Linked DNA regions of Homo sapiens: region 1 is linked to region 2. Evidence: chromatin loops called from intact Hi-C (ENCODE). Cell type or tissue: heart left ventricle. All regions are shown on one strand. Each heading gives the region's core, and the rest is flanking DNA. Links, peaks and the distances in the headings are about the cores only.

Region 1 (15,415 bases), core at 4,002-12,001, 110 kb before region 2:
CCATTCAGCCAAGAGAGATAAACTCCTGATGTCAAATGGCTTTTTGACAAGATCATGTCTGAAAGTGTAGATCTTTATATTTGTGTGGGCATCATTGTCTGCAGAAGTTTTAGATAATTGCAAAAAGTGAAAAACATCAGAGATGGTGATAGTTCATTTTTTTCATTAATTGTATTTATTGTTAAACACTCCAGAAACAACTCATCTTAAAATAAACCGTTTTAAAATTATTTTCTCTCTGTAATCTGGATCTTTTGTTCCCCATCCACTATTTATAACGTGTAATTTCTGAGATCTGCAATAGCATTTTATCACTTTCTCTTTGTTGCTGTTGATTGTAGCACAACTGCATGAACTGAAAGTGCTTCCGACAGTTTGAAAAGCTAAAACATGACTCAGATTGTTGTTCATTCTTTGGCACTACTACTGGCCATTTTACAAGCACAGGATGAGAATAAGAAGTTTTGATAATGAAGACAATATGGGAGGTAAGAAAGTACTACCAGGGAAAGAGTGTAGAAAAGAAATATTTGACATCCTAAATCCTACCATCTCCTTCCCCTAAAACTGACATTTATTCCAAATTCCATATTTCTGCCACTAACACAATCTTGTCAGACACATGAGAAAGTTTGGTGTCATCCTCAAACCTTTTCTCCCTATCTGGCTCTCCAGATCCTCTTCTCTCTAATTCTCTGTGGATTCCAATAGAGGTGTTCTCCAAAATACTATAGAATCAGTGTCCATTGATCCCACAGGGACGCAAGCTCTGATCTGAACCCCAATGCAAAGGGCAATGGATATATAACATTTATCTATAGGGATTAGGACCAACTGATAGGCAAAAGAGCTGTGCTATGAACAGAATTACCTGGAGAGGACCTGAGCAGCCTTGGACTAAACTAAATAAAAGGTGGAATGAAAGGAGAGAGTGTATAATTCTATGAGAACTGTAAGACCTCCTGGGTTGCAGCACTGATAGTACCTCATAGCACGTTTGATAGTTGCATGTCTACTCTCCCTGGGTTGCCTCAGTCTACCATCTAGGCCACTTAGGATTTTCTTCTCTCCATGATTTCACAGTGAGAGATTTCAATCGCTTTAGGTTCCCACAAGAGGGCAGAAAGTTATATGCAGCCTGTACCACACCCTACTCCTGCCAGCCTCTCCTGCCTGAGCACCCACTGCCTCAGTCCCCCCTACATTGCTTATAACAGGGCAACCCCCACTTCTAGTCAATCAAACAACCATCTATCTTAGCTTCCTGGTCAGAGTATGAACTCAGGAACTCTATAAACATTAATTCTTTTGCCTCCATTTCTTTTCTTTTCATCTTTCTAGTTCAATTGCTTATCGCCTTGTGCCAAGACAAATCTCTTCTAACCATTCTTCCTGTACTTTGAACTTTTCCCTCTCCAATCCACCTTAAATAATACAGCTGTTTATCTTCCTGTCTCATTATCCTGTGCACCCTCACCCTCCTCTGCATCATTCCACATCTCCCTATTAATTATCACATCTATCCAACCTTTCAGCAGGGAATCCAGCTTCTCTACATCTGGCTCACGTCTCCCTTGATCTAGCCTTATTTCCTTCATATGCGGACAGGAATCCTCTGTTCCGTCAACTGGACTGATCATTTCAACCATTCAGAGGAAAGAATTTACCCTGCTTATCCCTAATCTACTCACATGGACAGATTAAATGGGTACCAAGAACCATGAAGGGTCTTACATTTTGCCCTACTTGCAAACTAACAAGTTAAACTGCTATAGTTTCATGGATGCTGCAGAAGACATGAGACTTCTGGGTCAGAGACAAACGACTTTCTTACTAACAGCAATAGCAGCAGCCAAAGTATAAGCATTTTCTTGCAACTGTTTCTAGAGCCCCAATCATAGGGCAATACATGGAAGGCCAGGGAAAATCAGCATATACAGTAGGCTGCATTAGAGAAGAGGAACCCTGAGTTCAGGAACACATATCTTTTATAATAAGCAGTAATCATGCTAGCTGTTTACTCCTGAGGAAAACATTTTGTCTATCTTTCATGGCAGTTGTCCATAATAAACATCTCTGAAAATATAGTTCAGAAAAAAAGGCAGTCAGCACCTCTGCTTGTAGGACGTATGCAGAAACACAAGAGACACGTGGATGGATAATTGTCTCCCAACAATGAGCTTAATTCTAATCCTTTAAAAAACAGAAAGGTTGATTTGTTGGTGAAGTGGACAAAGAAGGTTGTAATGGGCTTTTTTTTTGAGACGAAGTTTCAGTCCGTCACCCCCGCTGGAGTGCAGTGGTGCGATCTCAGCTCACTGCAACCTCTGCCTCCCATAGTCAAGTGATTCTCCTGCCTCAGCCTCCCGAATAGCTGGGATTACAGGAACGCACCACCATGCCTGATTAATTTTTCTATTTTTTAGTAGAGATGGGGTTTCGCCATATTGTCCAGGCTGGTGTCCAACTCCTGACCTCAAGTGATCCACCTGCCTCGGCCTCCCAGAGTGCTGGTATTACCGGCGTGAGCCACTGTACGTGGCCTGTAATGGGCTCTTGAGTCAAACATCATCAGTTCGCTAATTGCCCTTATCCTAGTGCCTGGCCAACAGTAAATGTTCAACATAAGTTAACTAATATTATTTTTGTTGCTGTTGTTAAGTAACAGCAATGACTAATAAATCTCCTAATCTTCTACCCCTGATCCCAGGAGAGGTGATTAGTGCCTATCTCAGGAGAAACATGGATGGTGATTGCTACAAGCTGAATTATGTTTCCTCAAAATTCATATGTTGAAGTCCTAGCCCCTGGTACTAAAGATTGTGACTGTATAGGAGATAGGAGGTAATTAAGTTAAAATGAGGCCATTAGGGTGGGCCCTAATCAAATATGACAGGTGTCCTTATAAGAAGAGGAGATTAGCATATGGACACACACATGGAGAGAAGACACAGGGGAAAGACAGCTATCTACAAGCCAAAGAGAGAGACCTCAGAAGAAATTAACCCTGCCAACACTTTGATCTTAGACTTTTAGCCTCTAGAACTGTGAGAAAATAAATTTCTGTTGCTGAAGCCCTCCAGTCTGTGGTATTTTGTTATGGCAGTCCTTGCAAATGAAGACATACAGTGATGAATGAAATATGAATGAACCTTCTGAGACCTGGCTTTGGGTGATTCTGGGCCTTAACCAAATAGCTTATTACAGGAAAAACCAATGTGAGGTATGGCCTTAAACATTCTCTAAATGATGCAGGGTGTGCACCTTGTAGTCCCACCCTTGGCCAGGGCTCTGTTTTCGCAGTTCCCACCCAGCCCTCCATGCAGCTAACACTCCTGACTTCAGAAGCAGGGCCCTGCCCCTTACTGCCTTATTTCACTTAGGATGTTACAACAGGGTTGGGGGCTTTCCTAACTCTTTAAGCTTCTCAGGGAGACAAAGTGTGGTAACTAAAAGCTAAGTCATACTTGCAAATAAGTTAGAAATAACAAATACAAGGTTATTACCTGCAATTTGTAAACAAATTTGATAGTCATTCTCCTCTCCTCCTCTCTCAAGGTTAGAGAGTTAAAAATTGTAATTATAGGTTGGGGACTGTGGCTCACACCTGTAATCCTAGCACTTTCGGAGGCCAAGGTGGGCAGATCACCTGAGATCAGGAGTTCGAGACCAGCCTGACCAACATGGTGAAACCCCATCTCTACTAAAAATACAAAAATTAACTGGGCTTGGTGGCGTGTACCTGTAATCTCAGCTACTCAGGAGGCTGAGGCAGGAGAATCACTTGACCACGGGAGGTGGAGGTTGCAGTGAGCCGAGATTGCACCACTGCACCCCAGCGGGGGTGACAGACTGAGACTTCATCTCAAAAAAAAAAAAAAAAAAAAAGCCAGGAGAATCGCTTGAACCCAGGAGGCAGACATTGCAGTGATCCAAAATGGTGCTATTGCATTCCAGCCTGGGCAACAAGAGCGAAACTCTGTCTCAAAAAAACACTTAAAAGTTCCTCTACAGTTAGCAGGAGGCTTCGCACATACAGTCATGTGCCACATAATAATATTTTAGTCAATGATGGACTACATATATAACAGTGGTCACATAATCTTATAATACCATATTTTTACTGTACCTTTTCTATGTGATATGTTTAGATGCACAAATACTTACCATTGTGTTACAGTTGCCTACAGAATTCAGTGCAGTAACCGGCTGTGCAGGTTTGTAGCCTAGGTGCAACAGGCTGTGCCATATAGCCCAGGTGTGTAGTAGGTTATTCCATCTACGCTTGTGTGAAGACATTCTATGATGTTCACATAATGATGAAATCTACTAACGAGTCATTTCTCAGAATGTATCCCTGAGGAAAGCATGACTATTACCATTTTCTCCACTTTTAATCAGATGGCCTGCCTGGTTCAGAACGCCCTTGTAATTCTTTTCTTCTTACCCAAGCTCTCCCCTCCCATCAATGCCTTGCCTCAGTCCTTAGAGAATACTTATCTGAACATTTTTGTCATTACCATCTATGCGTTCACGCTCATATAGCATACACTCTCATGGAAATTATTTTGTGGACACCTTCTTCTCCAGAAAGATTTACAATTTTAAAGCAATAGACAGAAGACTCCATTATATCATTTTTAAATTGATAGACCTGATTTTTTCAGAGCAGTTTCAGGTTTACAAGAAAATTTACCAGGAAGTACAGAGAGCTGCCATATACCCCTTTCCCCCAGCCCAACACTTTCTCCTATTCTTAACATCTTGCATTAGTGTGGTACATTTGTCACAATTGATGAACCAATATTGATACATTATTATTAACTAAGGCCAGTTGTTTATGGGGGTTCACTCTTTGTGTCATACAGTTCTGTGGGTTTTGATCAATGTATAATGTCAGGTATCCCCCATTATAGTATCATATAGAATTGTTTCACTGCCCTAAATACACCCTCTGTTTTACCATTTCAATCCTGCCTCTCTTTTCCCAAATCCTTGGAAACCACTGGTATTTTTAGTCTCTATAGTTTTGCTTTTTCCAGAATGTCCTATAGTTGGAATCACACAGTATGCAGCTTTTTCAGACTGGTTTCTTTCACTTGACTTGACATCTCGACCTCATTATATTTTAGCACAGACCCCTACTCATAGCAAGACCTCAGTAAATATTTTATGAGCTGCTGTTGATGATAACTCCCATTAAGCAAAGCTTCATGGAGGAAGTGGCATTTGAGCTGATCTTTGAAAGATGAGCAGGATTCTACATGACAGCTAAAACATCCAGCAGAAGAAATAAACAAAGTGACATTAACAAAGTCACAAAGGTAAAGTTCCTGCACCTCTGAGGCTCATGTTCTTTGTCTAAACTTTTCTCCACCTGCTGTTGTTGATAAAGTCTTTCTCTCCTCCTCATGATTTGTCATTTTCTTGGGTGTTTTCAACATTCATGTATTGGCCCAAGTAATATCCTGTTGGCATTTTAAATTTTTTTATTTAATGCAAAAGTAAAATAAGTTTCAGAAGAGTTAAGTGAAGTGCCTGAGTTAGTAAGTGGCAGAACTGCTGCCTAACCCTAGGTGTTTTTGACACTCAAACATTACTGTGACATTTTATGTCCCTAAGGATTAAATTAATGTCAACTCAGATCCACTGAAGATTCAGTTATGGCCTCAGTGTATGCTTTGAATGAATCATCAACATATGATGCTATTTCTCCCATAGCAACAATGCATGCATTCTGGGTCCACGTGGTGGAACTGGGCATGGGTGCTGTTTATACTTCATAGCACACTTGTAGAATTTTTGCTTCCTCTCCCTGAAGCCAAGGAAGGAGTGTTTCTACCAAGTGACACAACAAGGATCCCAGTAAGCTGGAAATGAGACTGTCACTTGGCTATTTGAGCTCCTCACGTTCTTGAACCAATAGACAGACAGGAGGTTGCTTTACTGGCTCAGGTGAATGAGGTTAGTTTCCAAGGGGGAATCAGATTACTGCTACATAATTGTAGCAGGGAAGATCAAGTCTAAAATGTAAGTGATTCTCTATATCACAGGGAGGCTAACTCCCCCCGTGTCTGTCTCCTCTGGTGTCTCCAGCAGTAGCTGTGTTACTCTGTGGCTCCAGTTCTCAGTAACAGGCCTGCTGTGGTCCCACCTTCTGCCAAAGACCTTGAACTCGGGTCTCTGGTCATACCCCCTCCTCTCTTTGTCCTTCTGGCCAGGGGTGGTGGTGACTTGCTGCTATTGCTAATCTCCGGATGGTATCTCTGTGTCATAGTTTAGCTTTTCAGCTCTTTCATTACTTATGCACAAAATTCCTTGTATTAAATTATCTTTGTTTTAAATACCCAATGTGGTTTCTTTATTTCTGGCTTGGTTTGACCTTCACTGATATAGACTCCCTTCTCTTATTAATCTATCTGTAATCTCTCTAGAAAATAGCACCCCCTGTAGTAAGTATGGCTACCATCTAAACAAGGAAGATTTCCAAATCTGTGTCTTCAGTCCTGATGTCTCTTCTGAGAGTTGGTGCCTTTTCCACAGACGTAACTTAGATGTTGTGACAGTAAATATCAGCTACATTGAGCTGAGGAAATAAATGATCCCAAATTCCAGCAGCTTATGGTAAAAAATAGGTTTATGCCTTGCTTACACTACATACTCATCTCAAATCAGTTGAGACTCTACGTTGTTTTTCGTCTGAGACCGAGATTGTATGGAAAACATCTGGCTCTTAAGCCTTGTGCCTGGAAGGTCCACATGGTCACTCCTGCATTCATCAGGCAGAGAGGGGATCCAGGAGGAAGAAACCAGAATATTCGATACACTACACAGTTAACAAGCCCTCAAATGCAGCATGCCCACACAGAATTGCATCATCTTACCCCCCAATACGTTCCCCCACCTGTGCTCCGATTCATATAATGTCACCATCATCCAGAGTTACCTAAGATAGAAACCTAGGTGTTATCCCTGGTCTCATTCTTTCCTAATTTTCCCTCAATGCTTTCCCCCAATAAGTCACCAAGTTTCATTGAGTCCATCATGTAAGTACTTCTTAACACATTCCCATTTCCATTATTCATATTCAGATGACTGTCATCTCCAGAATGTCTCCAATCTTGTTTTCAGTTGATTCTCTATAGAATGTCCAATGTAGAATCAAAGAGGATCCTCTTTAAATCTTTACTGACCTTGGTTATAGATTAGTGAGTTATGACAGTATTTAGCATGAGGACTTGCAAAGAAAGAGAAAGTAACCCTGTGGGGATATATACGTGAAGCATTATTAATACTGCCTTCAAATTGCTCTTCTAGGAATGACAAGGAAGAAGAGGTTATGGAATGTTTACATTCCTGTGGCCATGAAAACACAATAAGTTGGAAGCATTGTTGGCAGCCAGCCAAGTGGGGCTGAGTTCTAAAGATTACAAATGTACAGCATCTTCTCCTGGTTATCACTTTATAAAGCGTCTGTGTTTACTAGTATTTAAGGTGATAAAAAATAGACCTTCCAAGGTATATAACTGCTGAGTTATAGGGTTGAATAGTCCAACCACTTACGCTATAACATTTGTTATAGAAGATTATATTTTTCCACTTAAGTTATAAAAAGACAGGAACCAATTTCTCCTATAATTAATTTCAACCTATAAATGCTGAGTGAGTTATTGGTTTAGCTAAAGCATTTTTGACTACTCAATCTGTCTCTGTCTGCATATGGATATCACTATTAGAGAGATTATAGCTAGTCTAGGCAGCTCTAATTGGGCAAAATACCCGGCTTCATTTCTTCCACATCAGAGAGATGTTTCTAAAGCACAGGACCATGATCATATCATACACACAGATGTGTAATAATTCACAGAATCAAAGGAAGAGCTCAACACCGGTCTATAGGATGGCTAGAAGTCAGGAAAGTCCTGAGAATCTGGGAGAGTATCTGCAGGGGACTGCCCTCTGGAGGACACATATCAAACAGCTTCCACTTTCGGAAACATCCCAAAACTTCAGGAAAGAGGAAGCAATTATTCTATAGAGAAAAACTGATAAGGAGGAAGGCCAGGCAAAATTCTAGTTATAAACAACCTTGTGAGGTATTCTTATTTGCTAATGACAAAAATGATGCTTTGAGAATTTAAATAATTTGTTCAGCTGGTAGTTATCAGAGACAGCCCTTAGTCAAGTCTATTTGACTCCAAAATCCATGCTCATAACCAGCATGCAACCATGGCCACTTACTCACCCTTGAGCCCTCAGTGACTGGTAAAGTATTAACACTAGGCAGGCATTCCATAAATATTCATTTCATTGAATGAAAACATGAATAAAAATGAATAAAGATAATAATAAATGGTCAAAAGTGGTCTAAGCTCCTAGCTGAAGCTTAGACTATGTGGCGATTTATGCAGGAACATGAGGGTGGAGGTATAGGATGAACCTACACTTCTATTCAGATATGATTTTTCCTAAGTAGGCTATTCTATTCTATGTTCTACCACCCCACTCCAGCCAATAATGCATCTCCTTTTCCCTGTGGCTCATTTAATCGCCTTTCTGATGGAAGCCTTCCTATATAGTTTCTGCCCTCATAGATCTTACTCTCATGTGAGCCCCAAAAAAAGTTGCATATTAACAACATTAATTACATTGATAGTATTGACTGGCATAGCTTGCTCATTGCTTAGTGTCTAATACATATTAAACAAAGCTTCTCCCCAACCAGATTAGCATCAGCTATGCAAGGACAGATAAAGGGTACTCCCAATCAGTCCCAGGGAATATACAACAAATTAAAGATGCTCCATGAATAATTATTTCTTGATTAATTGTTGAAGTATTGCCTCACAAATCAATAGCTTGTATCCTGAAATAGCAAAACCGAGCTCCCTGGCTGTAGAGCAGGGAGACCATAATTTAAAGGTTGTAAACTCAGGATGTGACCCTGCCACTGATTCACTGACCTGAAGCTGGACACATCCACACTGAGCTTGAATTCTGCCCTGTGTGCTATGCTGTCAGCAGGATGGGCAGTAAGATTTCATAAAACCAATGCTTAGAAAGACAATTAGAGAATCAGAGCAAGCCACTGCTTCAGAGCATCCTGCCTAATTTACTAAAAATGAAGACCATTCTTGACCTGGTCACTTCTTCCATGCTAAGCTGTGTGAAAACCATAAAATGCTTTTAAAATTAATCTCTCTGATGCAGTTTGTCTCCAGCAACATCCAAAATCTTATTTCTTTTTCCGTGGTTTTCTGAGTTTCTTTCAAGGAATTTGTGTGTGTGCGTATGTGTGTGTGTTTGTGTGTGTGTGAATGAGACTTAAGATATTTTTTGTGTGTCAGATGTTTTCTCTGGTGGATTTTTAAAAGTTCTCTGAGCAATGTTATACAGGTATCGACATTCTTCCAAATAAGTTACACAATGTTTTCAGTAAATACTTGGAGGGGAGAGGCACTAAAGATTAACAGCAATAAACACAGCAAAATTCAGGTGTCTCAAATTTCCTTTCTTGAGAACAGATATCCTGGAGCTGACAAAATGAAATTGAAGCTCACAGAAGGAATCAGGGAGTACATCAAAACACACACACACACACACACACACACACACACACACACATACACACACACACAGATTTACTCTTACTAACCAAAATATGCATAGCTCTCCTTACACCCTAAAAACCATTTGCAGGACAGTGAGTGGGGAGACGTTTCTGGGCACCTGACTCAAGGCAGTAATTAAAAATCATCATCTGTTTCCTTTCTTCACCCAGTCCGTGGTGTTTAGGTGAAGTTTTCAGCTGTTGATAGATTAGATTTCCTAGAATAGCAGGATGAGTGATTTTCAAGATCTAAGAGAGGTTAGAATGTAGCTCTTGCTGAAATCGCCCATGTGAAGAACAACATTGAACAGCATATCAGGCAAAATGCAACTTTGAGGAAATCTGCCCATAACTGTGAAACATCAAACCCCTTTGAAGTGTCAAAAGCATCTTCGTACATTAAGTCCTGGAGGTAAAAACCTCCAGAGCACAGGCTTTTTCTTTTCAGAAGACCCTAGAGATGAAACTTTGAAGGTTTTGGGGCCCTATGAGTTTAACTGTCAATTCTTCTGTTCCATTTTCTTTTTTCTGCCTTTTTAAAGAAAAGGCCCCTGCTGCGAGATGTTATAAAAAGCTGCAATTTCCACTTTTGATTAGTTTTCATATTCTTGAAGCCACAAGGCAAATGCAGGGCAGGTGGAAATGACTTTTAATTCCCTTTTTCATGTAGAAGGTAACGAAGCAAAAGACACAGGGGTGGCTTCATCAGGCACCTGGGGACCCCAAAAAGACATGAGGAGTTGCCCACAAAAGCTGCCAACAGCTCCTTTTTTATTAATTCTACAGGACAAAACAAGATAGCACAAAACATAGGGATGCTTTTAGGGAATCACTTATTGCAGGGGTAGAAGAGACAGAGATGATAAAGAAAGCCAAGGGCCTCAAGGCAAAACATTAATACATTTTTTTAAGGCATCACAAAACTTCTATTACGAAGACCAGAGCCAAAGCAATCTTCTGAATTTTATGAATTTTACATCAGTATACCAATTGCATTTCTGAAGATGAAAATAAGCAATATTCCATGATATAAAATTATCAAATTAACACATTATCATGTAAACATATTGAGTCTACAAAGCCATTTGTTCTGATTCTGTAGCAATTGGTGCCAAAAATTATGTCCCAGAAATTTCAGACAATAATTCCAAGAAGGTTAAAACTACAACACACAGCTTTTCAGAGAGCAAATGAATGCATTTCTCAGAATTATTCTTGTATCTATTATCATAATCACCTCCAAGGAATTTTGATGTTGTTTCAGATATGCACAGTAAAGGGCATGGTCCTGCAGAGGTTTTCTTGGTGAGCTTACAAATACAGGTTCTTAGGCTGAGAGGAGCCCTGAGGTTCTACTCATGTCACTCATGAGGAAATGAATCAGTAAACTCCATTTGGGCCACGTTTCCTTGTGAAGTTCCTCCTCCATGGAGGAAAGGGTGTCATCATCAGTTTCATTAGTTACTAATCTTGGATAAGTAATTATCCCCTGCACACCAATTTCTCTATCTATAAAATTAAGATAATAATAGCTACACTGGATTTTAAGAGGGTCATATGAGATAATGTGGGTCAAAGTATAATCCACCCAACACTGGATGTGAAAGGATTATGGGTTAAAAATTCTGAATTTCCGCCAGAAGGAAGATGAGTAGGGAAAATAGCCCATATTTGTGCTCTGGCCCAGTGGTGGATCCACCCTAGCATAGATTAAAAAGGAAAATCATTCTCCTACCAAAAGAAACATAAGGAGGAAGGCTCTCCAACCAAGGTGAATGTAGACACAATTCACAGGAGAGGCAGCAGCAGAGCCGATTAAATAGAAGGAATAGTCCTATGTCACTCATCTATAGCCAGTGGCAGAATTTTTGCATTTTATATTAAATGAAGCAAACATCATTACGGATGACACTGACAATGATCCAGTGCTTCAGGTCTTTGGGGTCAATAAAATTGACTAAGCATTAGCAGGGAAGGGGGAAAAAAACCCCTCTTTAACCTCTAAAACATAGACATGCTGAATATAACAAAGAAGTATTTAAAACAGTTCAGCTTAAAACCAAAAAATGAAGAGAAAACTCCAAGTCACCATAGTGAGTGAATGCTGAAGCCAAGGGGTGATCCTTCTATTGGACCTAACACATAGGGAAAGAAGGCTGATCGGGAGGGAGTTCTGGTTCTAGCTTGAGTGCCTGGAGACAAGTCACAAAGGAAACTCCAGTTGTTTTCCCCTAAGAAATATGGGGGAAAAGAGCCACTCATGAGAAATCTGAGCCCTCCTCTTGTACCATGCACATGTGTGAAGTCTGAATTCTTGATATTTGCATGGTGGAGGAACACCAAGTTAAGAATGTAATAGAAAAGCGGTCTGACACTGTGGAAGCCCAGTGTGCTCCCAACGTGGGCAAACATAAAACTACTCTGAAGATTAAAGTCGTAACCAACACCCAGGAGATCCCCACAGAAGACAATCCAATGACAAGGAGCTCATAGTAAAAAATAATAGTAATAAAAATTGTAATAGTGACATAAGTAAACAAAAGAAGAGAGGAAAAGAGACTTCATTGGAAGATGTGCCTTCCCAGGAACTGAAGATAACAAGACCACCTCAAAGAGGATTTAAAATAAACACGTCTAAAATGTTTAAAGAAAGAAAGAAATGCAAAAAGATATTCAAGATGTTGGGGGAGGGAAAGAACAAATCTTTGCAAGAACAAAAGATATTCTTGAAATTGAATCTATGGTCACTGAAATTTAATAACTCAAAGAATAGAAAAATAGATTTAGGGACAGTGAGAAGTAGTGAATTAATAGTGTTAAAGGGTGAATTGAAGCCCTAACCCCCAGTAGTTTAGAATGTGACTGTATTTAGAGACAGGGTCCTTAAAGAAGCGTGGACCCTTGTGCGGTGTAACTGGTGCCCTTAAAAGAAAAGAAAATTTGGACACACAAAGAGACACTAGGGATGTGTTCACACAAAGGAAAGGCCGTGTGTCCATGCGCACAGAGGGCACAGCAAGAAGGTGGCCATCTGCACACCAGGGAAAGAGGCCTCATAAGAAACTATAATAGCCTGATAGATTCTTTCTGCCCACTGCACCGACAAAACCAGTTCACTGAGATCATGGTAGTGTACTAAAAGAAAAGTTTAATTGATACGAGGCTGCCATTTCATGCAGGAGATGAAGTTATTACTCAAATCAGTCTCTCCAAAGACTTGGAGATTAGGGTTTTTCAAAGACAGTTGGTTGACAAGGGGGTTAGGGAATGGGGAATGTTGACTGGCTGGGGATGAAATCATAGGAGTGTGGAAAACAGTCCTCCAATCTGAGTCTGCCTCTGGGTGGGGGCCACAGGACCAGTTGAGTCATGAGTCATGGGGCCAGTGGAGCCATCAGTCATCAGAAATGCAAAAGTCTGAAAAAAAATCTCAAAAGGCCAATTTTAGGTTCTACAATAATGATGTTATCTACAGGAGTAATCAGGGAAGTTACAAATCTCATAACTTTAGTTTTACGAAATTTAGTAAATTTGATTTTTTACTAAATTTAGTTTTACAAAACTAATTTAGTTTTGGGAAGGGCTATTATCTTTCTTTTAGGGTTAAACTATAAACTACATTTCTCCCAGATGAAGCTTGGCATAAGTTCAGGAATGACCAAGGAGAACTTGGAGGTCAGAAACAAAATGGAGTCAGCTATATCAAATTTCTCTTACTGTCATAATTTTGTGAAGGCAGTTTCACAACAAAACATGCCCACACCTTGATTTTGGACTTTGAGCTAACAGAACTTTGAGAAATAAATTTCTGTTGTTTAAACCACCCAGTCTGTAGTATTTTGATATGAAAATAACCCTGTAGACTAATACAAGTGGATAAGTACAACGACCAAACTGGAGCACAGAGGAGAAAAGAAAGCAAAGTGAAGAGACACAGAGGATCAAAATAAAAAGATCCAACATATATCCTGTAAGATTTTCACAAGGGGAGAATGCGGAGAATTGGGAAAAGCAATATTTGAAGAGAAAATTGCTGAATTTTTTCCAGATTTGAAAAAAGACAGGAGTCTTATAAAAGTAGCACCTTAAGCAGGATGAATACTTAGGAGTGAGACTACAAAACAAGAAAGACAAAGACAAAATCTAAGAGGCTGCTACAGAGCAAAACAGAGATCACCCTCCATGAAATTACAATTACAATTTCAAACAGTAGCAGTTATCTAAAACAGTAGCAGTTATCAGAATGATAAAATAACATTTTCAAATGCTGAGGAAAAAGGTCAACCTAAAATTGTATAAGCAACTAAATATTACTCCAGCAATAAAGACAAAGTAAAGATATTCTGGAATGTTAAAATATTGAAAGGGTTTACTACTCACAGATATTTACTGAAAATTCTTCCTACATATGAAGGAGAAGAATATTGAAAAACATGTAAAGAGAAAACATTTAGCCAAAAAATTACAAATTTATTAAAAATTCAGAGTAAATACTGACTATAAATACTAATAATTCTCTGTGATAATAACTGCTTTAGAAGGTACATGTGAAATACTAGACAACAATCACCTGAAAGATGGAGAGGGGGATCTTGGAGTTCAAATATTCTAAGGTTCAGGAGGGGGGATTAAGGTTCTGGTTTAGATATTTTTTTAAACATCTGTGTTAAATTTTAGTGATAACCACTGATATAATGGAAATAAAATGTATTTTTCCAAAAAAGAAAAATAGCCCAGAAGGCAGAAAATAGATGGGCAACTAAAAAATATGGCAATTAGAATTCACAAAATAACAATGCAGTCCTTGACGAATATATTCATCCACACAGATGAACCTGGAAAACACAATAGTGAATAAAAAATAAAATTAAATTAAATAAATAAAAATAAAATAGTGAATAAAAAAGGAAACGATAGACTAATACATACATACATAAAGTGTGATAATATCAATGTCCATTTAAAAATGACAGAAATGAATATCATGCTTGAACACACACTCACATCACTAGAAGAGTATGTTCCAAAGTCACTATGGAGCTTGTTTATCTGGAAAGAAAGTAGAATGGTACAAACTTGATGAACAAAGAAGACTATAATTTAATCTGCAGTGTCTTATTTTTGTGAAAATAAAACAAAAAAACAACCAAACAGAAAACTTTTTGAATCAGAAAGAAAGAAAGAAGAAAGGAAGGGAGGGAAAGAAGGAGAGGGGGATGTAGGAAAAGAATCTTATTTAAAAAAACAGGCCCTGACGCCAGATGGTCACACTCCAGGTTGGTCAGTGCAGGACAAGAAGGACCCATAAGAGGGTATGGATGTGAAAAATAATCAGGGAATACTGAGATGCTGAAAAATCATCAAATCTGGGGAAGAGCCAGTATTGGTCCATGGCCTGTTAGGAACGGAGCTGCACAGCAGGGGGTGAGCTGTAGGCAAGAGTGAAGCTTCATCTCTATTTACAGCTGCTCCCCATCACTTGCATTACTGCTTGAGCTCTGCCTCCTGTCAGATCAGCGGCAGCATTAGATTCCCATAACAGCATGAATCCTATTTTGAACTGCGCGTATGTGGGATCTAGGTTGCACACTCCTTATGAGAATCTGATGCCTGATGATCTGTCACTGTCTTCCATCACCTCCAGATGGGACCATCTAGTTGCAGGAAAACAAGCTCAGGTCTTCCACTGATTCTACATTATGAATAATTGTATAATTATTTCATTAGATATTACAATGTAATAATAATAGAAACAACGTGTACAATAAATATAAGGCACTTGAATCATCCTAAAACCATCCCCAC
Region 2 (15,415 bases), core at 4,237-12,236:
TATCAATAAATATAAAATGCAGCAAATTTACTGATGTATACAATCCTACATCTTTTATATGATACTATAAATGCAAATAACAATCTTGCTTTTCAGAAAATGCGGGTACCTAAAAAGCCAGTCATGCTATAAAACACGTGTAAATGGATTGTTACATTAGTGCCCTGGACGAAGTAAATATATAAGTAAAAATTGAAAGAAGCAAGTAGCAAGATATGATAAATTTGAAATTAATTTATATGGAGCTGAAGTACACATGAACAAAAAATAATAACTGATAGAAAGCTTTAAACTAAATAATAAATTTGAAAGAATTCCAATATCATGTTTATGCAGGCAGCAAAACCAAGTACTTCCCTGACTGTGAGTAAACAATAAGAAATAAGGGAAAACATCATGAATTCTAATAGACACTGCGTTGAATCTGTTGTTATTGTAGCGATTCCATTGGTTGTAACTCATAGCTTATGCTAAGGCAAATTTACACCCCAGAGGTTAGTGAAATAATCCCAAATCTGCTTCTTCTTATCAGCTGCGTGACTTGGGTTTGTTATTTCTTCCCATGGGTGCCAGGCTCCGCTGTAAGGAGCAGCAACATCACTATTATCCTGTTGTCCACCCCTCTCCACCTCCTCGAACCTTGGGGGCCTGGCTTGACAACTGGAGCAAGAACCCATTGGATAGAGGGAAAACCTTTTATATTTGGGGAAGAAGCAATATATATCATAACCCAACAAGTACAGTTCATGTGTAGAACTATAATAATGGCTGATATAGGAAAGATACGTTTTGTTAATCATTTTAATTGCCTCTTTAGCAACAAGGCTCTTGAATATTCAGTGGCCAATAAGCCAAATGTTTTAGTCAAATACCTGAAGATTATACTAACACATGGCAGCTGGCTTAATGTGCTGACCAGAAGGGACGAGGACCCTGATTGGTTTTTCTATTAGGGCAGTTTTAGACCTGGGAGCTGAAAGCACTGGGGGAAGTGACTGTAAAGAGATATAACACGTGACATCGTAGAGAGAAGGGGTGGCCCATGCGGACTAGGAGCCTGTGGTCCAGGATGTGAACAACCATGTACTGAACAGTGCTTACAAGCAAAAGGACCTAACAGCAATCATTAGAAAAGCTGCCTTCATTAGATCACTAAATGTTCTGAGAGGCAGCTATGCTCAACTCCTCAGGAATTCATTTAGCTGGTGTAGCCTCAGGCCACACTTTCTTTATGAGAAGCAGGCAAATAACTGTGATTCAAATTGATAGCAGGGAATTTACAAAGCACTAATCACAAAAACACAAACACATTTCAGGAGCACAATTGTGTCTGTGAGCCTTCAGCACACAAGCTATTCAATCTGTATCTACATCTGAGTCTGTAACTATGAACTGAGCACTAGATACTTATATTCCCAAGGGCTAATTATGATCAAATGGTCCATTTAATCTACTCTGTCTCATAAGACAAGGAAATGTACACTTTAGAAAGCTTCCCATTAAAAATAAATTACAAAATTTAAAAGGTTAACTAACCTTTAGGTATCTGGGTAAACTTGGCCATCCAGAAACTCTTATTCCCAAGCACTCTGGATTGGGGAATCCTTTAAATAAAACAACATGTAGATTGATTTGGATTATACGTAAATATTGTTTCCTTTTTAAAAATTATGTACCATGTTTCATTTTTTTAACCTATCCATATACCATGAGTGTACATTTTGATGGTCAGTTGAGTTTTTGAACTTGGCATAAATTTCATCTTCTTTTTTTAATGAAACTCTTTTCCTTGTTTTAGTCTCTTTCTTCTCTTTCTCTGTCCCTTTCCTTTCAGAAGCTGTATTCACAGTGATGACAAAATGACGATCTGCTGAATGTTCTTTATTACAATCCACAATATGCTTATTGTTTCCCTGAGAAGAAAAATAAGAGAATCCCCAGTATGAGGGGAGACTGTCCCCAAAAAGGGTCTCAGCCATTTTCTGCTGCTCTCTAAACTCCAATCCTGGAATTTGAGCTTGAAGAGGTCATACACATCCTACCTTTCTTATTTTGTAGGTAAGGAAATTATGACCCCCAAATGTACCTTCCTCCAACATCACACTGCTGGCTAGCAGCAGTAAGGCGTCATATCATTTTCCCTAGCTGTTGTCCAGTGCTTGTCCCATTACGTAAACATGTTTCCCTCCACTTCCTTTCTTACTGATGATAATGTCCACTTAAGGCTATCATTTGCTTATTTTGGAAGATGGGACTAAAGTGGGTGATGGGAGGAGAGCTATATGGATATTGCTTGTCTGTTTTCTGTAATATGATGAAAGGGTGTGAACATTTCAAATAAAATAATTATACTGTTAGCAGCAGTAAATCCATATGGGTTTGCAGCAGTCTCAATTCTTGTCTCCTCAGAAGAAAGAATTCGACCGAGAGGCATAAGGCAGAGGAAAAGACCGAGGCAAGTTTTAGAGCAGGTGTGAAAGTGTATTAAAAGCTTTCAAGCAGGAAAAAAAAAGGAAAGAAAGTATACTTGTAAGAGGGCCAAGCAGTCAACTTGAAGGACAAGTGTGTGGTTTGACCTTTGACTTGTGATCAAAAGACCTCCTCTGCTGTCTTGCATTCCTTCTTCCCTAATTCTTCCCTTGGCTGTGGGCTGTTTGACGAGCAGTGACCTACTGGCAGTTGGGAGGTGAGCAAGTGCAGTGTGTTTACGGAGTTGTACACATGCTCACTTGAGGCATTCTTCCCGTACCAGTCAAATGTCAATGGAACATCATAGACCAGTTAAACTCCGTCATTTTACCTCTTAATGCACATGCTGGAGCCCACTGCCCAACTCCTGAGATCTTATCAGGAAACTGCTGATCACTAGTTTCAGGTTTTTTTCTATCATAGGAAAACTGCCTTTCCCTGGCACTGACTGTGACAAATTATTATTTTAGAGAGACAATTAACAACAGCCAGACCATCACCTGATGTCGCCTGACATTCCTGGGGCAGGGTGGGAGAGCCCTCTCCTGTCTTGCTCATGCCAGACTAGCTACTTACTATAACAATACCTCCTCGAGGAAAAAGCCCCCAAATAAATATAAGGTATTAATAAGAACCAGAGAGGGTTTGATTGATCACAGCATGAATTAATATCTAGATATGAAATGCAGAAATACATGCATTCAGAAATAATCTCCTTTCCTTCCAGAACACTCAGATTGACCAGGAACAGAATTTAAACATCTACAGTCTCTCTGTGGCTATGATTATAATTATGAACATTCCCAACAGTGTTGTAGATATGTAAGTGATATACTGAGGAATTTCTTTTTCAGAAAGTATATAAAGGCATCTATCATAGTTTTTTCTTCAGATCTGAAACAATTAGTAGACACGCACAGGTTATTTTTTTTCCCATCCCGTGAGCCAGGATGCCAGGGCATATATCTGGTCAGCCACATCTCAGGGGTTCTGCTTCAATTTTCCCAGGTTTTCTTCTGTGTCCCCCAGTGGTCCCTGGAAGCTCCCCACCTCTTGGCAAGAATACAACATTGCCAGGAAGGTGCCAGGGCGGTTGGTTAATCATTGGTCCAAAGAACTTCCTGCAGCTTGCAGGGATCTTCCCCATCGAAACCCTCCAAGGTAGGTAACAAACTCCTGCAATTGACATGCAATGCAAGTCAGGGCCAGCCAAAATTACAACCCGGCAAGAGTCACTTCTAGCATATTCTATGCCCTTTGCCCCATGGTGACTTAGTGATTTTCAGTATTCCCACTTTTATAGAGCAAGTTTTAAGGGGTCTGTGAAGTTACTTTAGCTAAATTAGATATTATAAGTAAAAATTAGTGGTTCAACTCAAAACATGTTTGTATGAAAGAAATAACTGAGCAGTAATTTGGGCATAGAAAGAAACTTAAGAACTATCTACATTCACACCAAAATCCACATAGAAAGGCCTGCCTAAATGCAAAAATACTTTTGGGCTTATGAAAAAACTGAGGTGGAAAAAAAAAAGCTTTTCTCAGGAGAAAGACAGCATTAGTTATTTTTTAAAAGGCAATTTTGCTAAGTTGAAAATCCATGAAGTCAATGAACTATCACTTTCTGAGTTCAAAAAGTGAGACTTTTACTTGCTTAATTATCCTTGCACTCAGTGCCTTTAGACTAAAAATGATGATTTTTTAACACTTAAAAAATCCACTTCTTTCTCAAAGACCTAAATCTTTGCATCTCCTCTTCATGCCGTCTATAAGTACTTAAAATTTTTTTATTTCCTTTTCCAAAAGCCTTAAAGAAAATAAAGATCTAACAATTAGGGTCTTAAGTTAAAATCTGATAATTTTTTTATTCATCAAATTTCTGCATCCCTAACTGCAGCAAATTGAGCGTCTTCAATAACTCTGAACAGCTTTTGACAATTTGAGAGAAAAGGTTGCTGATTAATCTACTGAGTCATTGACTTGGACTGGGCGACACTAGGAACTTGAGGAAGACGTGACATTGATAAGTCCGGGAGGTAACATTGATAAGGCCAGGAGGCAGGGAAATACCGGGTAGAAGAGGGCAGAGTTCCTGACGAGGGCTCCACCCTTAAACCTAGACCCGTGGCCCAAAGTGAGAACTATCCCTGTTTTCCTGGCCAAATGTTGCCTTTTGGCCCATCCCGTCCCCTATTCTGTACCCATGAGAACCCCAGACCCCAGACTCAGCAGTCATACACACAGAAGAGAGAAGTGTCTGAACATCAAGAGGAGAAGAAACAGCTGGATGTCGGAGACTGTGGTCGGAGAGGAGTTCAGCTAGGGATGGCTGGACTCCAGGGGAAGATTGTCTTCCCACTCCACCCGCTTTCCAGTTCCCCTTTCTGCTGAGAGCCACTTCCACCACTCAATAAAGTCCTCCACATTCACCACCCTTCAATTATTTCTTGTAACCTGATTCTTTCTCAATACCAGACAAGAACTAGGGTACCAAGAGGGCAGGGTATAAAAGGCTGTCCCTGCTGACCCTTCGCTGAGCTGGTTAATACTTAGCTGTCCAGACTGCACCCAGAGCAGCAATCCTGCCCACCCCCCACACGCCCTTCACTATCTAAATAAGTATCTTCCCATTTTTCAACAAATATTTGTTGATCAATTATTATATACCAGGCACTGTTTAAGCTTCCCACCTTCACAGAATGCACATTTAAATAGGGGGGAGAGAGAGAGTGTGACAATGATATCTCATTACCTCCAGAGTTCAGCGCTACAAGTAAAAAGAAAATAAGATGTTGTAAAGACAGAGTGACTCTTCACTGGGTATCAAAAGGGCTAATGAGGGAAGGCCCCTCGGGCTGTTTCAGATCCCGTGCTGGCTGCCTTTCCTCTGCTGTGCCACAGCTCAGAAGCCAGGTCTGAATTCCTGTCACAAGAAACCGAACAGCTTTTTTAAAGAATATTGTGAAATATGCAAGAATATGCGAGCGTGTACACTTAGCATGTAAACACTGGAGAACAAAAGAAAGCTGAAAAATAAATATCTATTTTAACAAAACTGTTTGGTGAAGTTTTTAAAAATCGCTCCAAAATATAAGGGTCTTGATTTTGCCCCCTTTCACCCTAAGGGCCAGGAAGGCAGCTAAAAAGTTACCAGGGGAGGTTTGTCAGATGTTCAAAATCTCCAGAATAATGCTACCATCCCCTTCTGCCCCTGAAAGACACAGAGTCCTGGGAAGAGACAAGATGGGTGTAGTTTAAGGGGAAAGGGTGTCAGAGGGACCATTAGAGACTTGGCAGGATCCAGTTACAGCCTCACCTGGAGACCACATTGTCTCCCCCTTTGGACTTCTGAAAACTCCAGAGAGCTACAGCTCCCAAAGAAGGAAAGGGTGTTTCCTTTTGTTATTGGAGTCAGATGATGAAAATGTGTTTCTAATTTGTTCCAACCATTGCTGTGTTTCCAATCCTATGTTATGCTTGATATTGATTTTTTGTAATCCTTATTTTTTTCCTTTTTGATGCTAAGCAACTGAAAAAGGGAAACATAGTATTAATCACACAAGCTTACTGAGCTGATCCCACTGTTTATGACGTCTCCTTCCTAAGTCCCTGTAAAATCTTGGCAGGGTGGCAGGAGGGAGGTTGAGGCAATGTTCAGCAACCCACGTATAGGCCCACCAAGTCACTTTCCCGTTGCAATGATCTGGATTATACAGGGCATTTCACAGACCTTCATGAGGTCCTTTGTCACATAATCCTGTCCCTCATTCAGGACAGAGTTGCTAAAAAGGAGGGATTTCTCGTTTTTAGTTTCATCATTCGTGTTAATAGATCGTATTGGCTTTTAACAGAAGAAATAAAGCAGAGTAGATTTTAAAAGTACTTCTGTCTGAACCTTTCTTATTTATACCATTTTTGGACTTTCATGGTAATTGTTTTTGTGTCTCATTTTCTTTTTTTCCTACAAACCTTAAACATTTTTACCTTAACTGAAACATCTTAAGAATACATTCAAAGTGTTTTGTTGAGCCTATGTATGTTGCTAATGCAGATTAAAATTCTGCACAAAATAATACAATTGCTTATCAGTCTGGACAATGACGTAGGTCAACAGTTTCTGCCTCTTAATGGCCACGGAAACCATTTTTCCAAAAAGAATCTCATATGGGGTACCAATACATAAAAGGATAACATTTGGATGTTCTCACTGAAACAAGGACTGAAAGGTCAAATGTCCTCTCTCTCTTCCATCTTTCCCTGGCCCCCATCCTTTCACACTCACACACCACACAGGCCTCCCCCACACATGAGAGATACACACACACCACATGCCGACCAGCATCCTGGCTTGGAGGTACACAATTTTTGAGCCACACCTCTCAAGGAGCCTCATTCCCTCTAGTGTCATAAGACCACGTTGTATCGGTGGCCACACTGGATATCCTGAATATGATTATCTTTTCAGCATGCCCACCACTAGACTTCTGCATATTCGTCTTCAAAGACCATCCAAGAAATTTAAAAGGCAATGCATTTAACTCGTGTTTATTTCTCCTTGCCCTTTTATGAAAACTGAAATAAAGATAAATTATTGTAATAAAGTTGCTTTGGAAGAAAATTAGAGATATCACCTGGTGCTGCTCTCAGGCTTAAGTTTATCTGTTAATGTGTTAAACAAATATTCACTGAACTCCTACAGGCAAGACAGTTAATTGTCTAAGCCAAACAGATTAAGGCAGCATGGTTAAATGGAAAGCATATGATCTTTCTGTGTTATCCCACAGGCCTCAGTTTCTTCATCTGTAAATTGGGGATAATGATGCCTAACTTTCAATGTGTTTGCGAAGCTCAACGGGATAAAGCATACGAAAATATCTATTCTAGCACTTGGCCCAAAGCATACTAAATTTCCCTTGGGGTGGGGTGGGTGGGGTGTTGTAACAAGTTTTCTGTGCTGGAACCACAGGGTGGAGAGTAAAGCCTGCCATCTAGTGGCCAAAGTGACAGCTGCACTTCACGTTCCTGTAGGGTTGAGTCTCAGGGGTTCCCAAATTTGGATCTGCATCAGAATCACCTGCAGAACTAGATCCCTCTCCTGGAGATTCTGATGCTAGAGGTCCAGGCCTTAGCTTGGGAATATCTAGTTTTAAGAACTCTCCCAAATGACAGTATGTCACCTGCCGATCGTAAGTTGTTTGACATCACTAACCTGAGGTTTCAGGCAGGAGAGGCTAGTAATTGAGAAAGGTTATTTTAAGCTCTTCATAACAAGGGATCTTGTGCCTGCAGGATTGCAAACACAAGAAAGCACTTTATTAAAGTGTCAATTTCCAGGCATGCAAAGCCAAGCAAACCAAGCTAAGAATGATCCCATGAAGAAAAAGCAGTAACTTTTGCTCCTTCTATATAGTATATATACTTAAGATTGAGGTAAGCCTACAAAGAAACACCACACTTACCTTCTCCTCATAATTATTCCCTGAGAGACCTGGAAAACCCATTATAGCATTTCCACACGTTTGACAAGCATTCATCCAAAAAATATTAATTTCGCACCAGGTATGTTCCAAGAGCAATGTTTGTACTTGAGAATATCAGTTGCATAAGATTGATTCAGTGCATTCTCTTACAGATCTTATGGGCTACTTAGGAGATGAGCAGGTAATAGAGCCATTGAAATAGAATCTGCAGTGTGAAGACATAGAGTGTGGAAGGTATGGAAGCACAGGGAAAGCCATCTGTATGAGTTTCCTGTTGCTACTGCAACAGATTGCTACAAATTGAGTGGCTTAAAACAACACAAATGGATTATTTTATAGTTCTGGAGTTTAGAAGTCCAAAATGGGTTTTACAAGGCTAAATCAAGGAGTGCGCAGAGCCGTGTTCCTGTGGACACTCTATGGAAGAATATGTTTTCTTGCCTTTTCCGGCTTCTGGAGCATCCACAGTCACATCGCCTCTGATTCTGACTCTCTTGACTCCCTCTTATTGGGATCCTTGTGATCACACTGCTCATCTCCATCACCTAAGATTATTTCCTCATCTCAGTATTCTTAACTTAATAGCATCTGCGACGTCCTGTGGCCACACAAGGTCATATATCCACAGGTACAGGGCATTAATGACATGGACATTTTGGGGAGCCAGTACTCTGCCTCTCACACCTTCTCATCCAGACTTGGGGAATCAGGGAGGCTTCCTACAGGAAAAAAACTTCTGAACTGAAACGTAACTGATAAAATATTATATTTCCAGAAAATGTGGGAAAAGTGAAGGAGGAGGGTCAGTCACAGTGAAAAGAAGACTTCCTAAACAGAGGAAAATGGAGATGACTCAGAGCTAAACCAAAGAAAGTGCTTTAGCTGGAAATAAACCCAAGCATTTACAGTCAATTGATTTTCAACAAAGGCACCAAGAACACACAATGGGGAGAATCTCTTCAATAAATGGAGTTGGAAAAACTGGATATCCACATGCAGAAGAATGAAAATGGGCCATCATTTCACACCATATACAAAAATCAACTCAAGATGGATTAATGGCCTGGAGGCGGTGGCTCATGCCTGTAATCTCAGCACTTTGGGACGCCAAGGCAGGTGGATCACGAGGTCAGGAGATCGAGACCAGCCTAGCTAACACAGTGAAACCCCATCTCTACTACAAAAAATTAGCCGGGCGTGGTGGCACATGCCTGTAATCCCAGCTACTTGGGAGATCGAGGCAGGAGAATCGCTTGAACCTGGGAGGCGGAGGTTGCAGTGAGCCAAGATCGCACCCGTGCACTCTAGCCTGGGCAACAGAGCGAGACTCTGTCTCAAAAAAAATCCACAAAAAACAAAAAACAAACCAACAAAAAAAAGGTGGATTAATGACTGGAATTTAAGACCAAGACCTGAAACTATAAAACTACAAGAAGAAAACATAAGAGGAAAACAACATGAGCTTTTTCTGGGCAATAATTTTTTGGATATGACCCCAAAAGCACAGGCAACAAAAGTGAAAATAGACAACAGGATTACCTCAAACTATAAAGCTTCCACGCAGCAAAGAAAACAAGTAATAGAGTGAAGAGATGTCCTATATATTGCCAGTCGTATGTTTGATAAGGGGTTAATATCCAAAATATACAAGAAACTCAAATACATCAACAGCAAGAAAATAAATAACTTGATTATAAAATGAGCAAGGACCTGAATAGACATTTCTCAAAAGAAGACATACAAATAGTCAACAGGTATATGAGAAAATGCTCAGCATCACTAATTATCAGAGAAATGAAAATTAAAACCACAATGAGATATCACCTCACACCTGTTAGGATGGCTATTATCAAAAAGATAAAGGATATCAACTGTTGGCGAGGATATGGAGAAAAGGGAACCTTTGCACACTGTTGATGGGAACATAAATTAGTAGAGCCATCATGGAAAACAGTATAGAGGGTCCTCAAAAAACTAAAAATAGAACTACCATATGACCTAGAATCCCACTGCTGGATATAGACCAAAAGAAAGGAAATTAGTTTATCAAAGAGCTATCTGCACTTCCATGCTTACTGCAGCACTATTCACAATAGCCAAGATACAGAATCGATTTAAATGTCTATCAATGGATGAATAGAAAAAGAGAGTGTTGTATATATACACAATGGAATACTATTTGGCCATAAAAAGAATGATATCCTGTCATTTTCAGCAACATGGACGAGCCTAGAAAACAATACGTTAAGTTAAAAAAGCCAGTTACAGAAAGATAAATATTCCATATTCTCACCCAGATGTGAGAGCTAAAAAAAAAAAAGTTGATCTCATGGAGGTAGAGAATAGAGTAACGTTTACCAAAGGCTGGGAAGGGTAATGGGGAGGAATGAAAAGAGGTTGGTTAATGGGTGCAAAAATACAGTTAGAAGAAACAAATCCTAATGTTTGATAGCACAGTAGGGAGACTATAGTTATCAACAGTTTACTGTATATTTTTAAATAGCTAGAAGAGAAGATTTGAAATGTTCTCAGCATAAAGAAATGATTCATGTTTGAAGTGATGGACATCTCAATTACCCTGATTTGATCATTATATGTTATATGTTTATACCAAAATACCACATGTGCCCCATGAATACTTACAATTATTATGTAGCAATAAAAAAGCAAGTCAGGTGGCTCATGCCTGTAATCCCAGCACTTTCAGAGGCTGAGGTGGGTGGATCACCTGAGGTCAGGAGGTCAAGACCAGCCTGGCCAACATGGTGAAACCCCACCTCTACTAAAAATATAAAAATAAGCCGGGCATGGTGGCAGGTGCCTGTAATCCCAGCTACTAGGGAGGCTGAGGCAGGAGAATTGCTTGAACCCAGGAGGCAGAGGTTGCAGTGAGCTGAGATTGTGCCACTGCACTCCAGCCTGGGCTACAGAGTGAGACTCCTCTCAAAAAAAAAAAAAAAAAAAAAATTCAAGTCACTACAACACAGTCCTATTTTTATCTTTTTCTAAAAAAAATGAAGGCTATTAGTGAAAAAAGGATCAAATTACAATAAGGTCTTTAATAATATTATACCAGTATTAATGTCTTGTTTTTAATTATTGTACTATGGTTTTACAAGATGTTCCCATTAGGGGAAGCTGGTTGAAGAATATAAAGGAACTGTACTATTTTTACAACTTTTTTGTAGGTCTAAATTAGTTCAAAATAAAACAGATCTAAAACTTTGGGGAAAAAATTAAAAATAAAAACTTCATAATAGTATAAGTGGGGGGAAGTGTATTTAGGAAGGAGATTAGAGGGAGATGAATATTAAACAAGAAAAATTATTTTTCATAAAATGAAATGTTTCCTTTGGAATAAATAATGCTTTTTTGTTTAAATAAAGTGTTTTATGGCTGTGTGGTGGGTTGGGGAGGGAGGAAATGAGAAGGCCCTAAAAAGTAACCAGAGGTCAGTTCATGGGGAACAATGTCAACAGCTGCATTACGGCCTATGGGATTTATCCTAAGGGTAGAGGGGAGCAACTAAAGAACTTTAAGTAGGAACATAATTTTACTCTGGTGTGAAGTGAAGCTTAGAAAAGGGCATGGCTGGAGGCCATTGGAGAAATCCAGATGAGAGATGACAGCTGCCTGAACTAAGGGCTCTACGGTAATGGCACAGGTTCATAGTGCAAAGCTCCTTCACCTACCAGCTGTGTGATCCTCTCCAAAGTACTTAACTTTTCTATACCGCAGCCTCCTTATCTGTAAAAGTGGGAATAATGCTAGCACTCACCGGATCTTACCCAATTGTATTGGAGGGTTGTATGAGGAAACACATTTAAAGAATTTATTACAGGGCCTGATACATAATAAAGGTCCAATAAAATTTAGCAGTTGCAATTTAATGGTAATTTCAGCAGGAAAAAGGGGAACTGTGGGATTTGAGATATGCTTAGGAGAAACAAGTAATAAAACTAGAGACAGGTTGTTAACAATAGGATGAGGTCAACCAGGAAGCCCAAGCTAGAGCTCTGGTGTTGGGGTGGGCAGCTGGCCCAGTGATGCTGCAGATGATGGTGGCTTAGAACACAGAAGAGCCTGGGTGTGGGTGTGGGTGTGTGTTGGAGGGCAGGGAATGATTGCTTCTGTTTTTGACACACTGTTGGTGAGAGTGATTCTGAGATGCCTAAGAGAAGAGACCCAAGAGACATTGGTTGGATGTGTTTAGAAAGATTTGAGCTGGAGATGTCTACTTGAGAGTCATTAATGGAATCCAAGACAGTGAAAGAAATCACCCTGGAGCACATAGAGAGTGAGGAAAGGAGGACCTAGGACAGAACCCTGGAAAACATGGATGAAGAGGCCACTTTCCCTCTCATGCCATTTATCACTTTATTGTAGTTATTTGTTTAATGTCTCTGCCACATAAATCCATTAGACTGCAAGCTCCCTGAGGGCAGTCACTGTGTCTAACTTGCTCACCATGTATCTCCAAAGAGTAACATCTAGCTGGCACACACCTCACTCAATAAATATCTCCAGTTCAATGATTAAATGATAGGCACCCTTTAAAGCCACAAAAAGAATAATAAGTATAATATATAGGTCTTTGAAAGTTTGTGCATGAAGACAATTAGTCTTGAGCAATAGCAAATGGTATTAGAGAGTTTATAATGTTGGGGTGTATAAGAAGTTGGTAAGTAAAGGCAGAAGAATTACTCTAAAATGAACCATGAGGGAAGAATTGCTAGAATCTGGTTATTGTATGATGATGATGATGATGATGATGAGGATGAGGATGAGGATGATGATGATATGCAAAAAATGAGACTTATGGAATGATACTGTCATTAAGAATAGGACAAATGGTCACCTATATCCCTGGGTGATTCAAGCACAATCTTTAGTAGAGGTCTGTTTCTGGCTCAGTAGTCCTGGGGTGATTGCAGCCCCACACAGGCATCCTAGGCCAATATCTAAGATACTCCCTTTTGTGTATTTACACATTCATTTCACAAATATTCATTGAGCATGCCAGGACACAGAAATGCGTGAGACATCATATTGCCTGTGTCTAAGAAATTAACTTATCAGTGTGATAGAAAGAAATGTAAACAAATTAACAAGCTATAATATTGGTTTTATAATCTGGATATGGGGCACTATATCAAAAGTTCTTAATCAAACTCAATAATGACCTTTATGTTGCTAAATGAAATAGTTCTATGTCCTCATCTTACTTGCCCCATCAACACCGTCTGACACAGTTGATTACTGCCTGTTTCCGTGGTATGTTCTTTCCTCGGCTCCCTAGTTTGACTCCTGGCTTATTGCCTATTCCTCTGTAGTATTCTTCCATGACTCTTCTTCACCACCATGACCTCTCAGCATTGGAGTGCCTCAGAGCTTACTGCTTGGACCTCTTCTCTATCAATACTCACACCTTGGTGATCTCATTGAATGTCTTGGCTTTAAGTATCTCTATGCTGAAGACTCTTACATTGGGTCTGAACTTTTCTCCTGACCTGCAGGCTGTGTAACCAAACATCGAACTGCCCTCCTCATGGATGTCTACTAGGCATCTCAAAGTTGACATGTCCAAAAGCCAACTCCTGAATATCTTCCCCAGCTCCTCCCACAGTCTTCTTGTCTTCATAATGGCAGCTTCATCCCTCTAGTTGCTCAGGCCAACATGCTTGGACTCATCCTCACCTCCCCTCCTTCTCTCACACTCCAGAGACAATCTATTGGCAAATCTTCAGGCCTTGTTGTCATGTGATAACCAGGAGCTCATCCCCTCACCACTTCTGAACCTGCCCATGCCATGGGCATCTGCTTGGAGAGCTGCAAGAATTCCTACCTGTTCTCCCTGCGTCTACACCTGCTCCTTACAGCCTCATCTTAACAGAGAAACCAGATGATCTTACTAAACCTTCCACTCCCTCTTCCACTCAGACCCTGCTGCTCATCTCACTCTGAGAAAAAGGCAGCGTCTTTCCAAGGCCTGATTCCCTCTTCAACCCCAGATCTTCCCCTGCTCCCTGTTCTCCTGTCACACCAGGCCCCTTGATGTTTCTCCCACACATCAGGCCTGAAGTCATTCAATGTGTTACATCTGTGTGATTTAAAGACCCATCCCTTCAAATGCCTGAAAATTTCTGAGAATATGAAAATATCCACCTTGGAAACAGCAAATGATGTCTCCTGCCTTGAAGATGCCCCTTCCCAGCAAAGCACAGAGAGTGACCTGATTTGCCTCAGCCCTTTGGTGTTGGATGGAGGGCAGAGGGAAAGTGGAGGAAATGGCTGTCCCGTGAAAGCTGCTCACACTCAGCTCCTGAAGACCTGACCTGGGCATATGCTAGATGATAAGACAGTTCTTGACCTCAGCGGCTCATGAGAGAGATGCTCCACTGAAAAACCCTGCTGGGCAGGATGCAGTGCCCAGTTAAAGCAGCAAGTAGACCCACATATCAGAAAAGAAAAATGAGAACAGAGTTAGATGAGCAGATTTATCAAACCCTGTAATTGTAGAACTTATCAGTTCCAGGGCAGCTGTTTTCCCTTTGAAAGGGTTAGAGAGGGAACATTCTGCTTCTTGGAAACACATCTAAGATGATCTAAATAAGGATTAAACATATACTCCCAGCCCCAAGTAGCCTGCCAATATGAACCCCAAAATATAAATAAAGTTTGAAGGGAATGAAAAGCCTTTTTAAAAATGCTTAAAATGTGCCAGATACTGGGAGGACTATTTTACATAAATTAGCTTATTTAATCTTCACAACAACTTTCAATTGTTCCCATTATGCCTACAGGAGATTAGGTAAATTGCCTCAGGACAGTGGTAAATGACAGGGTCAGGCCTATTGACCTCCAAAGCTTTGTGCCTCCACTACATCAGGCACTGTAGACAGGTAAAGGGGTGTGGGCACTGTCTCCCACATAGAAGAAGGCTGAGGACAATGTTGATTGCCCCGCTGAACATTTCTCTCCCAACTTGACGGACTTCTCTGTTCCTCTCTGGGCCACCCGTTCGGTAAGCGGCTGTGGATCACAGCCACTAGAGGGCAGGCATGGCATGAAAAGCCACCAGCCCTTCCCAGCTCCTTTTCTGGTCTTGCTCAGACCAGGGCAGCAGGAAGAGGCACTCCTGCGACTGCAGAACAAATGACAACAAATGGCAAAAATGATCATTTACATTTCTCAAGGCTTTCACAGTCCACAAATCCCTTCCAAGTCACATTTCATCTTTGACACAGCTTTGTCAAGGTAGTTTTTTTTTTAATCATCTTCATTTTACAGAAATATATAAAGTAATGAGATAGATATCAATGATTTCACTTTCAATATTTTTTCTAGACTGCAGAGGCTTTGCTAGAACTGTGGATTCCTCAAGGCAAATTGGTCCATGGGACAAGCAAGCCAAAGCATAGAGGGTAGGTACTTAGAGGGACTGTCCTGTTGAGCCCCTTGCATAC

Evidence for each region. Peaks named below come from ENCODE experiments on the same cell type or tissue, not always from the same donor. Only the 100,000 strongest peaks of a DNase experiment are listed, where the experiment ranks them.
Region 1: it touches region 2 in a loop (2.6-fold over the local background); 5 of 110 quality-filtered maps call a loop at or near these places.

The regions. Positions count from the first base shown.
Region 1 is chr13:31,530,800-31,546,214 of GRCh38, reverse strand. No RefSeq gene overlaps it. Among named protein-coding and RNA genes, the nearest start is that of RXFP2, 200 kb to the left of the region's middle. In heart left ventricle, for the core only: a CTCF peak has its summit at 7,973 (motif pointing left); no DNase peak of the experiment used is centred there; H3K27me3 peaks cover 281 bases.
Region 2 is chr13:31,423,908-31,439,322 of GRCh38, reverse strand. It overlaps LOC105370150 (a long non-coding RNA gene), which reads right to left. Exons shown (of 6, transcript XR_941830.1): 2 at 1,537-1,604. Among named protein-coding and RNA genes, the nearest start is that of B3GLCT, 230 kb to the right of the region's middle. RefSeq lists a silencer at 14,994-15,113. In heart left ventricle, for the core only: a CTCF peak has its summit at 7,469 (motif pointing left); a DNase peak (open chromatin) is centred at 7,465.